Linked DNA regions of Mus musculus: region 2 is linked to region 1. The links are chromatin contacts, found by POLR2A ChIA-PET in ENCODE. All regions are on one chromosome and are shown on one strand. The core of a region is the stretch at or near the end of the contact, and the rest is flanking DNA. Distances in the headings are between cores, read along the strand shown. Region 1 holds the start of Ssna1 (SS nuclear autoantigen 1). Region 2 holds the start of Sapcd2 (suppressor APC domain containing 2).

What was found. ChIA-PET counts read pairs that join two places held with the same protein, here RNA polymerase II (POLR2A).
Region 2: POLR2A ChIA-PET joins it to region 1 with 17 read pairs in embryonic stem cell. The contact joins the promoter of Sapcd2 here to the promoter of Ssna1 in region 1. POLR2A ChIA-PET finds 5 or more read pairs at or near these places in 3 of 5 experiments (Patski and embryonic stem cell).

What each region holds. Positions count from the first base shown.
Region 1 is chr2:25,269,352-25,274,651 of GRCm38, forward strand. It overlaps Ssna1 (SS nuclear autoantigen 1), which reads right to left and starts at 3,067. Exons shown (of 3, transcript NM_023464.2): 1 at 2,947-3,067; 2 at 2,578-2,777; 3 at 1,688-2,230. The coding sequence starts at 2,998. The coding sequence ends at 2,123. Anapc2 (anaphase promoting complex subunit 2) reads left to right here and starts at 3,115. Exons shown (of 13, transcript NM_175300.4): 1 at 3,115-3,326; 2 at 3,564-4,186; 3 at 4,449-4,581. The coding sequence starts at 3,165. Tprn (taperin) reads left to right here. Exons shown (of 4, transcript NM_175286.4): 4 at 5-535. The coding sequence ends at 67.
Region 2 is chr2:25,369,841-25,375,140 of GRCm38, forward strand. Sapcd2 (suppressor APC domain containing 2) reads left to right here and starts at 2,195. Exons shown (of 7, transcript NM_001081085.2): 1 at 2,195-3,158; 2 at 3,576-3,677; 3 at 5,112-5,224. The coding sequence starts at 2,591.

The DNA of each region.
Region 1 (5,300 bases), core at 1,817-4,316:
TCAGCTCACACCTGCCAGTCAGAACGACCTCTCGGACTTCCGCAGCGAGCCAGCCCTCTATTTCTGACCCCTGCAACTGTCAGGATGGCCAAGACTTAGCCCCAGGTGTGGTGGTCCTGGAAGCCAGTCAATACCCAGGAGCCCTGACTGTATTCTGTGCCCCTCTACCTGGCTCTCCCTGCCTTCTCTCTCTGTTACCTCCTTTTGCCTTTAGGGCCAGATCTGAATCTCACACCAAGGATGAACAGGTGGGAACTGCCTGTGGGACAGGCTGACATCTGTCCATACTGTCTCATCTGTGATGAGGTGGAGGCCTGAGCAGATCTTGTCCCAGAGTGCTGTCGGAAATTTCAGCTCCTACCTTTTGAGGAGTGGCCACTGCGAGGAGTGAGAGGCTACCCTAGTTATTTGTTCTTTGCCGAAATCCAAGCTCCTGCCCTCAGCGAACTCAGCTACTTTTCATGAAAGATGGCAGGGTGTTTTTTCTTTTTTTTCTCCCCTGATATTGGATTCAATAAACAGCACTGTAACAAGGCTGCTTTTGCCTTCTTTACACAGCTCTCAGTCTGAGAACAAGGTCCTAACTTGGCACCTGTGTGCAAAAAAAGCAAAAGGGCCCCAGCCTGGTACTGTCACACTTTGAGCTTGCTGGTCTGGCTCTGGCTTTTGTTCTCTTCCCACTGCAAGTCTACTACTCTCTCTCCCAGAGCTAGTACTGTGGGAAGTGGACCTAACCTCTGGGCTCTGCAACTCCCATGACTCAGGGGTCTAGATGCCAGAAGGGAGGAAGGTTAGTGTTATAATTGACAGGATTCAGCACAGGGCTAGGAGCCTAGTAAAGTAGCTAGTCGTGTATCACACAGGAATGGGGCTAAATGGAACTTTGGAGATCTTTTCTCATGTTTGATTTGGATACCTCCCGATGTATAAGCCTGTAACAAGGCTATAGCAACAGAGATTCCCAAAAGGCTAGGGGAATGCAGAGCTGCCTGCTTGGAAACTGTTCGCAGAGGCCTTGGCAGCCAGTGTAGGCCATCTGCAGGCACCGAATGTGTCTTCTTTTCCTGTCACTGCTTGACTAGAGCTAAGGAGAATGTTGAAGTAGGTTTCTCTCAGAGAGTAAAAGCCCAGCTTTATAGGTACTTTTTTTGTTGTTTAAGAAAGGGTTTCATACTATGTCCCAGTCTGGTTTACAGTTTACTATGCAGACATGAATGGCCTTGATTTTAAGGCGATCCTTCTTCCTCAACGAAGGATGACAGGTGTAAACTACCACAGCTGTTTTCTGGATCTTTTTGGTCACCAAATACTTCCAAACTTTCCCCAGAAGCTGTGACAAAGGGCTGGGTCATAGGGCACATGGAAATAGTAAGTAAGCAACACATGTGGTTGGAAGATGGGTCCTAACAGCAGCAGCAGCAGATTGGACCAAACAGAACTTACTGTCCCTGTCTCTATCTCTGAGCCAGGTTCTGTATTGAGCACCATCGTAGAGCAAAGCCCCTCACAGAAAAGTGGTTTGTGTTCTGGACTTGGGGAAAACACCAGCACCTTTGCAAAGAGAGTTAAGGGCTAGGGCTGACCTGTGTGAGGTGAGTACTTTCAGCATTTTGTGTTTTGAAGATAAGAAAGGGAAAAACTGCAGGTCTTCTTACCAACAGGATATATGGTAGCTAGCAGACACAGATCTTGCAAAACAACCTTTATTGAAACACCAGAGGCCATGGGGATGGGCCCTAAGGTTTTGGTTCTGGAGTCAAGATTCTTTCTTCAACATGTCTGGCCTGGGGCCCTAGTGGCTGGGGAGACAAAGTGAGGGGCTCCCACAGTACTCAGACCAGGACCAGGACATTCCTGGTAGCCCAAAGGGATTCAGGAGCTTCAGAGAGAGGCCCCTCATGGAGCTGCTCAGGGTCCCCACAGCACATGTGAGTACGGAGCTGGGAACACCTCTTCCATTGGACTGTCCTAGGGCTTTTCTTGTCTAGGCAGGTGGAGGTCAGAAATTGCCCCTCTGGGCACCAGAGATAAAAGACATCTGAGGCCACGAAGAACAAAGATGCTTTAGGACAGACATGTTGAGGACTAAGCAGCCATAGGCCACGGCTGAAACAGGCACTCGTCAGCTGTCCTTGCCTCCACTACTCTTCTGGTCTGAAGCTGTGGCTTTAGTCAGGTTCCCAGCTTCTCTTTTGAGTACACTAAGCAGAGTCTGAGAGCTCTCCAGGATCTGGGGCCAGAGAAATAAAAGGATGTTATTTCTCTGGTAGGAAGGTCCCATTGCCTCAGGCTCTAATAATGGAGGATGGAAATCTCAATTTGGTCATCTGTGCTGTAGCCAACTGGTTATGGAGTAAAACCATCCTCCCTTCTGCACCTGTCCCAGAGCTCTTCCACCCTGCAAAGCCAGGCTGGGTTAATTCAGGCCCACACCGTGTACTCTGTCCAATACACCAATGCTCACTTTTGGAACCCACAGACAGCCCACTGTTCCACCTACAGCCTCTGAACCACAATGGGCCCTACCTAGCCTCAGATGGTAGTAAGGCACTCACAACAGACATCTGAGAGCCCCACCTTGAGGTAGGCGGCCTCGGTTTCTGCGATGGTCCGGTCAAACTCGTTGCGAGAGGCGATCTTGCGCGCCAGGTTCTCGTTGACGCGGGCCAACTTCTCCGTGAGCTGCCTCACCTCATTCTGTAGCCGCTGCTTTTCGTCCTCCTCTTGCTGGATCTGCCGGCACAGCTCCTCTCGCTTCTGACACAACTCCTCGATGCCTAGGGTGGGTGGGAAGACAGAGCTGTGGGTGGGGACTCGTGAGCTTCCGACCCCAACCAGCAATGACAGAGGGGCAGGCCGCAGAGCGGGGCTCGTGAGGCATGTCCACGCAGCCTCCCGAGTGGGTCGGCCGGCCCCGGCCCGCGGCCTTCAGTGCCCGACGCTCACACTTGACCAACTCGTTGTTGTAGTTCTGCAGCGCCGCGCCCTGTTGGGTCATGGTCTGCACCGCGTCCGGAAGCCTCAACCGCCGCCTGCACAGCTAAGTCCGCACCTGCGCACTGCCCACAAAGCGCGCGGGCTGGTGAACGTCACGGCTGCGCCACAGGTCCGCGCTTGCGTCATCACCGTGCGCTCTACTGGGCGGGTCTGTTTTGTGGACAGTGATGGAGGCCGAGGGTGTGGCGGTGGCGGCGGCGGCGGCGGCGGCGGCGGCGGCGGCGACAATTATTGCCTCCGATGACTGCGACTCTAGGCCTGGACAGGAGCTCTTGGTTGCCTGGAATACTGTGAGCACCGGTCTGGTGCCGCCGGCCGCGCTGGGGCTGGTGAGGCCGGGGAAAGGTTGTCGGGCCTGTGCAGATTTCCCGCGACTTTGCATACTTTAGGGGGTCCACCCTTGGGGCCTCACAGCTCCGTGGCCTGCCTGTAGTGGGCTTGCCTCCTTCCTCAGCTACCTGATTTGTTTGGTTCCCTGGCAGCTCTTCGGTTGCTGGGTTTTTCCATGCCCCTCCTCTCCCTTTACCCCTATTCCGCCCCTCTGCTCACGGTTTTCCGTGCTCCAGGCGTCTTCCCGGACCAGCGGTGCAGTCCCACCAAAGGAGGAAGAGCTTCGTGCAGCGGTGGAGGTTCTGAGGGGACACGGTCTGCACTCTGTCCTGGAGGAGTGGTTCGTGGAAGTGCTGCAGAACGACCTTCAAGGCAATATTGCCACGGAGTTCTGGAATGCCATCGCTCTGCGAGAAAACTCTGTCGATGAGCCCCAGTGCCTTGGGCTGCTCCTGGATGCGTTCGGTCTGCTGGAAAGCCGCTTGGATCCCTATCTGCATAGCCTAGAACTCCTAGAGAAATGGACTCGTCTGGGCTTGCTGATGGGCGCTGGAGCTCAGGGGCTTCGGGAGAAAGTTCACACTATGTTGCGGGGAGTCCTGTTTTTTTCCACCCCTAGGACATTCCAGGAGATGGTCCAGCGCCTCTATGGTCGTTTCTTGAGAGTCTATATGCAGAGCAAGAGAAAAGGAGAAGGGGGCACAGACCCGGAACTAGAGGGTGAGCTAGATAGCCGGTATGCCCGCCGCAGGTACTACCGACTTTTGCAGAGTCCTCTGTGCGCAGGATGTGGCAGTGACAAGCAGCAGTGCTGGTGCCGGCAGGCACTGGAGCAGTTCAACCAGCTGAGCCAGGTCCTGTGAGTACTGCTTCCTAACCATGCTGCGGTTTCTCTGCAAGCTTCATTAGTCCTGAATTCAAAAGACCTCTCAATAGAGCTTATAGACTAACTGGCGATGTCTTTTTTGCCCATACTTGTAACCAGGGATTATTGTTCATCACGTTTATACTGTCCTGGACATAGGCATAGGGTGTGTGTGCAGTATCTTTATGGGGAGAGCCCTCCTAGGTAAGGGACAGATGTGTGTTGTGGGTTCTCCATGAGCGGGGATCTTTTCTAGGCATAGGCTCAGTCTGCTGGAGCGGGTTTGTGCTGAGGCCGTGACAACCACCCTGCATCAGGTGACCCGGGAAAGGATGGAAGACCGCTGCCGAGGAGAGTATGAGCGCTCTTTTTTGCGTGAGTTTCACAAGGTGAGAATCACCTCTCTGGTCTGTTTCTTGTTAAAGGCAAAAGTGGAGTTGTGGTAGACCTGATACCAAACAGTAGGCAAGTTGACCAGGAGTGGTGATGGTTGAGGTTATCCTGGTGCTGTCTATAGAAGCCAGTCCTGGATCCTGATGACAAGAACAAATCTCGTATGTACTAAATAGGTCGTGCATTTAAAATAAAAATTTTAAATCCTGGACCAGAGGTAGCTACAACGAGTTTCCTCAGGTAGGTGTGGCAAGACAGGCCTACGAGACCCTTTTCTTTCCACTGCCTACAAGTTTCCATTGCCTACAGTTCCCTTCAGGATTAACCTGTAACCAGTGTACACTCTAGCATGGAGCTAGGGTGTCCCAGTGAATGCTTCTGGTTGCCCATACTGTTGAGGTATGGTTTGTATTGTGAAGAAGCTAGGTTCAGCCCCATGAAGCCATAGACCTTGTTTCTGCTTCACTCCGTACTTCCCATTCTTCAAGAGTCTATCTGCTGTGGATGCATATTAGCCATGATGGGGAGTGATTAAAGTGGGTGTCCCAGCAGTCTTGGCCTAGAGTCGTAAACTTGGAAACTCCTGGGCAGTAGAGTGTAGACTTGATACTTCTGGCCTCTACACACAGGTTGGGGCACCTCTAGGGTCCTGCCAAAGGTGTGTGGTTACTGAGTCAGAAGGGAGCTTTTAAATGTTATTACACCTCACACACTA
Region 2 (5,300 bases), core at 945-3,444, 100 kb after region 1:
GCCTCCCGAGTGCTGGGATTAAAGGCGTGCGCTACCACGCCTGGCTCCCTTTTTTATTTTTTGAAATGAATCCTTTCACAACTTCATACGTATATAATGTCCCTTGATCATATTCCCCCACCATCTTCCCTCATTCCCTCCTCTCAAATCCTTTCTTCTTCTTAACAAGACCCCTCACACTTTGATATCATGGTCTGTCTGTGTGTGTGTCCCACTGCATTTAATCAGAACTGAACATGAACGTCAGTTGGAGGCAAAGCTTCACTGCTAAGGACTATGACCCTCTTCCCCCAGAAACTATTAGCTGCCTATCACTGCCTAGGCAGAGGCTGGGCCTCATGGGCCTCCCTAGCACCCACCAGCTCTTATCTTCTTTGCAAGTTGCCTCAGTTGACCAGGGCCCTGGGTTGAGTCTTATTCGTTTTGCTGTGCGGAGCAGTGCTGGTTTCACTTTCTGTAGGTGGTTACTCCTGTACCTAGCTATGCATTTGTTCCAGGAACCCCCAAGGCCCCATCCTAGCATGGTTCCTCCCTGCAATATGGCATTTGCACTATCCCTCATCAAATAAAGATTCCTGTATGCTTATTATCCACTGAGTGCCTATACTTCAGACCAATGCTAGGCCTTGGGATGGCTCAGTTTTATTCCCAAACATCGCAGTAATTCATGGTAAGCAGTCACTACAGCCAGACATGTAAGGTAAAAACATTTAAGATTTGGGGGCAGGGGCAGAGGAAACAGGTGCCTGGGCTAAGTCTGAAGGGTTCATAGCAATCAATCAATACATAATCAATAGAGGTTAGCCCTCTTCATGTAGCCCAGGGCCTGGAAGAAAGGGAGCATGGATGGACACCCTGAGGACTAGGCAAGACAAGAAGTAATTAAAATATGAGACATCAGAGGGTCTTTGACCAGGTCTGTCCCCAAAAGGGTAGCTAAGGTCCATGGAACTCTGGGCCCACTAAAAATACCTTACTATGAATGAGCCACAACTTTGGGTGAGATGGGTGTGGTAGAGTACACCTTTAGTCCCAGCACTTGGGGGGCAGAGGCAGGCAGATTTCTGAGTTCGAGGCCAGTCTGGTCTACAGAGTTAGTTCCAGGACAGCCAGGGCTACACAGAGAAATGCTGTCACAAAAAACCTGTCTCAAGACAAACAATCAAACAAAAACAATTTTGAATGAGCAACTCCTAGAAAGGTGGAACCAGGGAAGTTGGGCAGGGAAGTTGCTTCCACAACTTGAGACACGTGCCCTATTGCCAGAGGCTTTCCCAGATGAGCTGGAGTGAAGTTCTGAGTTAAAGGGTCTGTCTGCAGGCATTCAGAAGGGTCTCTCTGTGTTTAGAAAGTGCAGGCAGCAGTTAACAGGTGGGCTGTTCTCAGTGGCTACATTTGTCTCAGTGACACCCAGGAGTTTGGGAATGTAAGCATGTGTAGGCATAGAGAACAGGCAAATGAATTGGCGGAGGGGGGGGGCATCCTAAGGATCTCCCTGGTCTCCAGGGGGTGCTCCTGCCAGCCCTGAGACGGGCTTCTGGGTTAAGACTGCAGCAGGCTAAGGCCTAGATAGAAGGGCCGAGTGGTCCCACTGCAGAGCTAGGCCAGGGCTGTGAGGGCCAGATTGACAGCTAGAGATGTCCCTTAAAAGGGCCAGATAGCCGGGCGTGGTGGTGCACGCCTTTAATCCCAGCATTCCGGAGGCAGAGGCAGATGGATCTCTGAGTTCAAGGCCAGCCTGGTCTACAGAGTGAGTTCCAGGACAGCCAGGGCTACACAGAGAAACCCTGTCTCCTAAAAAAAAAAAAAAAAAGGGCCAGAGCAGGGTCCCAGGACCAGAGCACCAATGGAGTTGGTCACCGGATGGGCATCTGGGGACAGAAGACAACTTGGCTTTGTCCTATAGTTGGCAGGACAAGACAGACTGTCCCAAAGGACCAAAGGTAGAGTTGGCAGTTGTTGGGACAGAGGCCTCAGTGAAGGAGAGCGCCCAACTGTCTGGAGCCTATAATCCTCTTGGGGCGTTCTTAATGCAAGAGAAGGGAGCCCCAGAGTCAATCGGCGCCTGGCCCCAGGGGACCCTCAGTGTAAAGGACCGAAGTGAGCAGGAGGGGCTAGACATTCTATCCTTACTTGTGAGGCTACTTGGGGTACAAGATCCGTGAAGGGCCCCAAGCTCCGCCCCTCAGAGAAGTGCCTGGGAAGGCGGAGCGCACATGAACCAGAGAAAAGGCTCTACCGAGGCAGGAGGGATGGTGGACGTGGAGACAGGGGGATCGTGGGCAGCAGCGGTAAGAACTCTGGCTGGTTCTACCCGTTTCTCGTTAAGTCTCCCAAGGGCCGGATGGTGTGGGCGCCCGCCCCTAGTGCAGGAGAAATCAAACTGGGACTGGTGGCTGCGGAGCCAATCCCGGAACAGATGGGCCAGTTTCGACCAATAGCCGCTGAGAATATTAATGAAAGCTGACGCGGCGGCGACCAGCTCTTCATTCAAAAACAGCAGCTATTGTCGCCGTGGGGAGCGCGCGCCGCCTTGCAGGTTCTGCCATCTGGTCTTGCGGGGACCGACGCGGGTGGAAGCTGGGCGCCCATGGCCGTGGCAGCGATGGCCGAGCGTGGCCGCCTATCGCACGCTGCGCCCGCTCCTAGTACAGAGGGGCTACCGCGAGCCTTTCTCCAGAGCCTGCGCACCCTCTTCGACATCCTGGACGACCGGCAACGCGGCTACGTGCACCTGCGGGAGATCGAGTCCCGCTGGCAAGGTGCAGACGCACGCGAGCTGCCGTGCGGCGTGCTCGAGGGCCTGCGCCAGGTGGCCCCGGCCAATGGCTACCTGACCTTCGAGCGTTTCGTAGCGGGCTTGCGCACCTCGCTGCTGAAAGCCGACGGCGGCCAGCGGGATCAGGCACGCGTCGCGGCCCGGCCTGGGGACCAGTCGTCCCTGCAGCAGCGCCTGATGTTCGCACCGGCCGATGAGCCGCGGACTGTCCTGGAGAGAAAGCCTCTGCCTCTGAGTGCGTGCCCTGCTTCTGGTGGCCCCAGTGGCACCTCCCGGAACCCTGAGCTGTTATGTGTCCCGGTGGAGGCGGCGTCCTGCCCCACAGAGACCGAGCGGCCCCTGAGCAAGGCGCTGGAGCAAATCCCCAGCGCGGATTTGGGTGAGTTTGGGTCCCTAGTCACACCTCGTAATTCCAGGGACTTGTGCTAGAAACTGGAGACCCACAGGGTCTTGTCAGAGGGGTGGAGATGGGGACGACTGTGAGCAGCCTCTTAAGGAAGGTTGGGGCCACCTGGGTGGAAAGGGGCTTTGGCCTGTGCCTAAGTGCTGAGGTAAGGGCAGAGGCCCGATACCAGGGCCAAGGGCTGATAAGTGACTGATAACTCAGGAGACGCCCAGTCTGTCTCAAACCTGAGCTAGGCATTGGAGCGTCTGTGGCCGTGAGAGAAGGCATCAGCCTGCTGTACCTGCTCTAGACCTGGGGACATCTGGGTCTTCATCTTCATTTCTGCGTGGCTGCTTGTGAACGTTTCTTCTTAAAAGTGCTCATGCTCTCATGCCCTAACCTGTCCTGAAGGCTCTTCTCAGTGTGACACCCTGCAGAGACAACCCGGCCTGCTTCTCCACCCAGGAGGCAGAGGAGGCAGCACAGGAGCACCTAGCACAAGTGCTGAAGAAGGTTGGGTGTATGTATGATGGTGTGTGTGTGTGTGTGTGTGTGTGTGTGTGTGTGTGTGTGTGTCCCACAGCACCTGCTGTGCTGTGCTGCTGCAGATACACTGCCAGACACAGACCAAAGTCTCTGGGGAATCCAGCAGGCTTCTCTCCCTCCTTCCGGTCTAGTTGGCTGGGACAGGAGACTGTTGAATAGCCCCCTGTCTGCCTTGAGAACAGGACCTGCATTATGCCTGAGCCTGGAGGCAGGTTCTCAGGAATCTAAGCCCCTCTTCCAACCCTGTTCCCCATTTATCCTGTGCACTGCCCTGTCAGGGCTGCCCACTCATGGCAGCTGCCAGTTCATTTTAGTACACAGAGGGACAGAGACAGAGAGAGACTGGGCTCTACTTGCGGTTCAAGCCTTGACTCCCTGTTCTTGTGGAAGGGGAAGCTTCTAGGCATAGCTGGTTATCTTGGTGGCTGTGAGTGTGAAGTCAGCCCTGGCATGGGACTGTATATAATGGACAGGGTCCGGGTTTGTCTGTGGTACAGATCTGTTTTACCTTGTGTGGCCCTGAGTCAGTTACCCCTCTGAAAGCCATGTGCTCAGGGCCCATGACTGGGCAATATTTAGCCATTGCTCTGTAAACCTAAAGCCAGGCTCTAGCTCTAACTTTTTTATAGGTCAGCCAAGGTCCAGATAAGGATGTTGGTATACTTGCTGAACCACTTTAGCTCCCTATGAGCACATATGACCTCAAATGCCCAGTTCTACGGTATATGCCTCTTTTCTGTGCAAACGTTCCAGGTCCTTCCTAGAACTCAGTGCCAGTACCTGCTCTGGCCCCACCCTCTGGAGGCAGCCTCCTTTGTAGCTCTCATTGCCTCACCCTGAACCTGCAGACCACTCAGCACAGCAGGATGGGACAGGAACTTTGGGGCCTGCTTGGAGCTAGAGTCTCTGTCTTGCACATCTGAGCCAAATATTGTATCTCTGTCACTCACTCGGATGGCTTAGCCTCGGGGGTGACCCTGATGCCACAGATAGGGTTGGAGAGCCCAAGGGAAGTTCAAAAGCTGTGGGTCACCACACCAGGGCCTATCCATTTCGTCTCTTGCCCTTCCCTCTTTGATACTCTTGATATATGTATCTGATATGTTTTGTCAGGCACTGGGTGACTCCCTGCCCCTGCTTCCTGCCTCCCCCACCCCCACCCCCAACCTCTCAGGGCAGGCAAGAGGATTCCAAGTCCTAACTAGGCACAAAGTCAACAGAGAAAGCAAAAGCACACTCAGGAATCAGTACTGACTGAGGTTCCCTGCACAGGCCTGGTCCCTGGGGTTTGTACTGTCGCAGTTAGCTGGAGGATTCTGGAAGGGCTGGGGAGCCAGGATGAGATTATGAGGCCATTAGGCTTGCCCAGAGTTAAGCTATGTCCCCGACTGTCTGTTACAGGTGCAGCAGCCTGTAAGACCCTGGGCAAGGGCACAGGTGAAGCCCGGCAGGCTCCACGGGCCCGAGGCGAGCGTCGAAGGCATACCATCACCAATGGTGTGGACTGCAGCCTGGTAAGAGGGGCCAGGACTCTGAGGGACTCTGTGTATCCAGAAGGTTGGAAACCAGGGAGATCCCATGGGCCTGGTT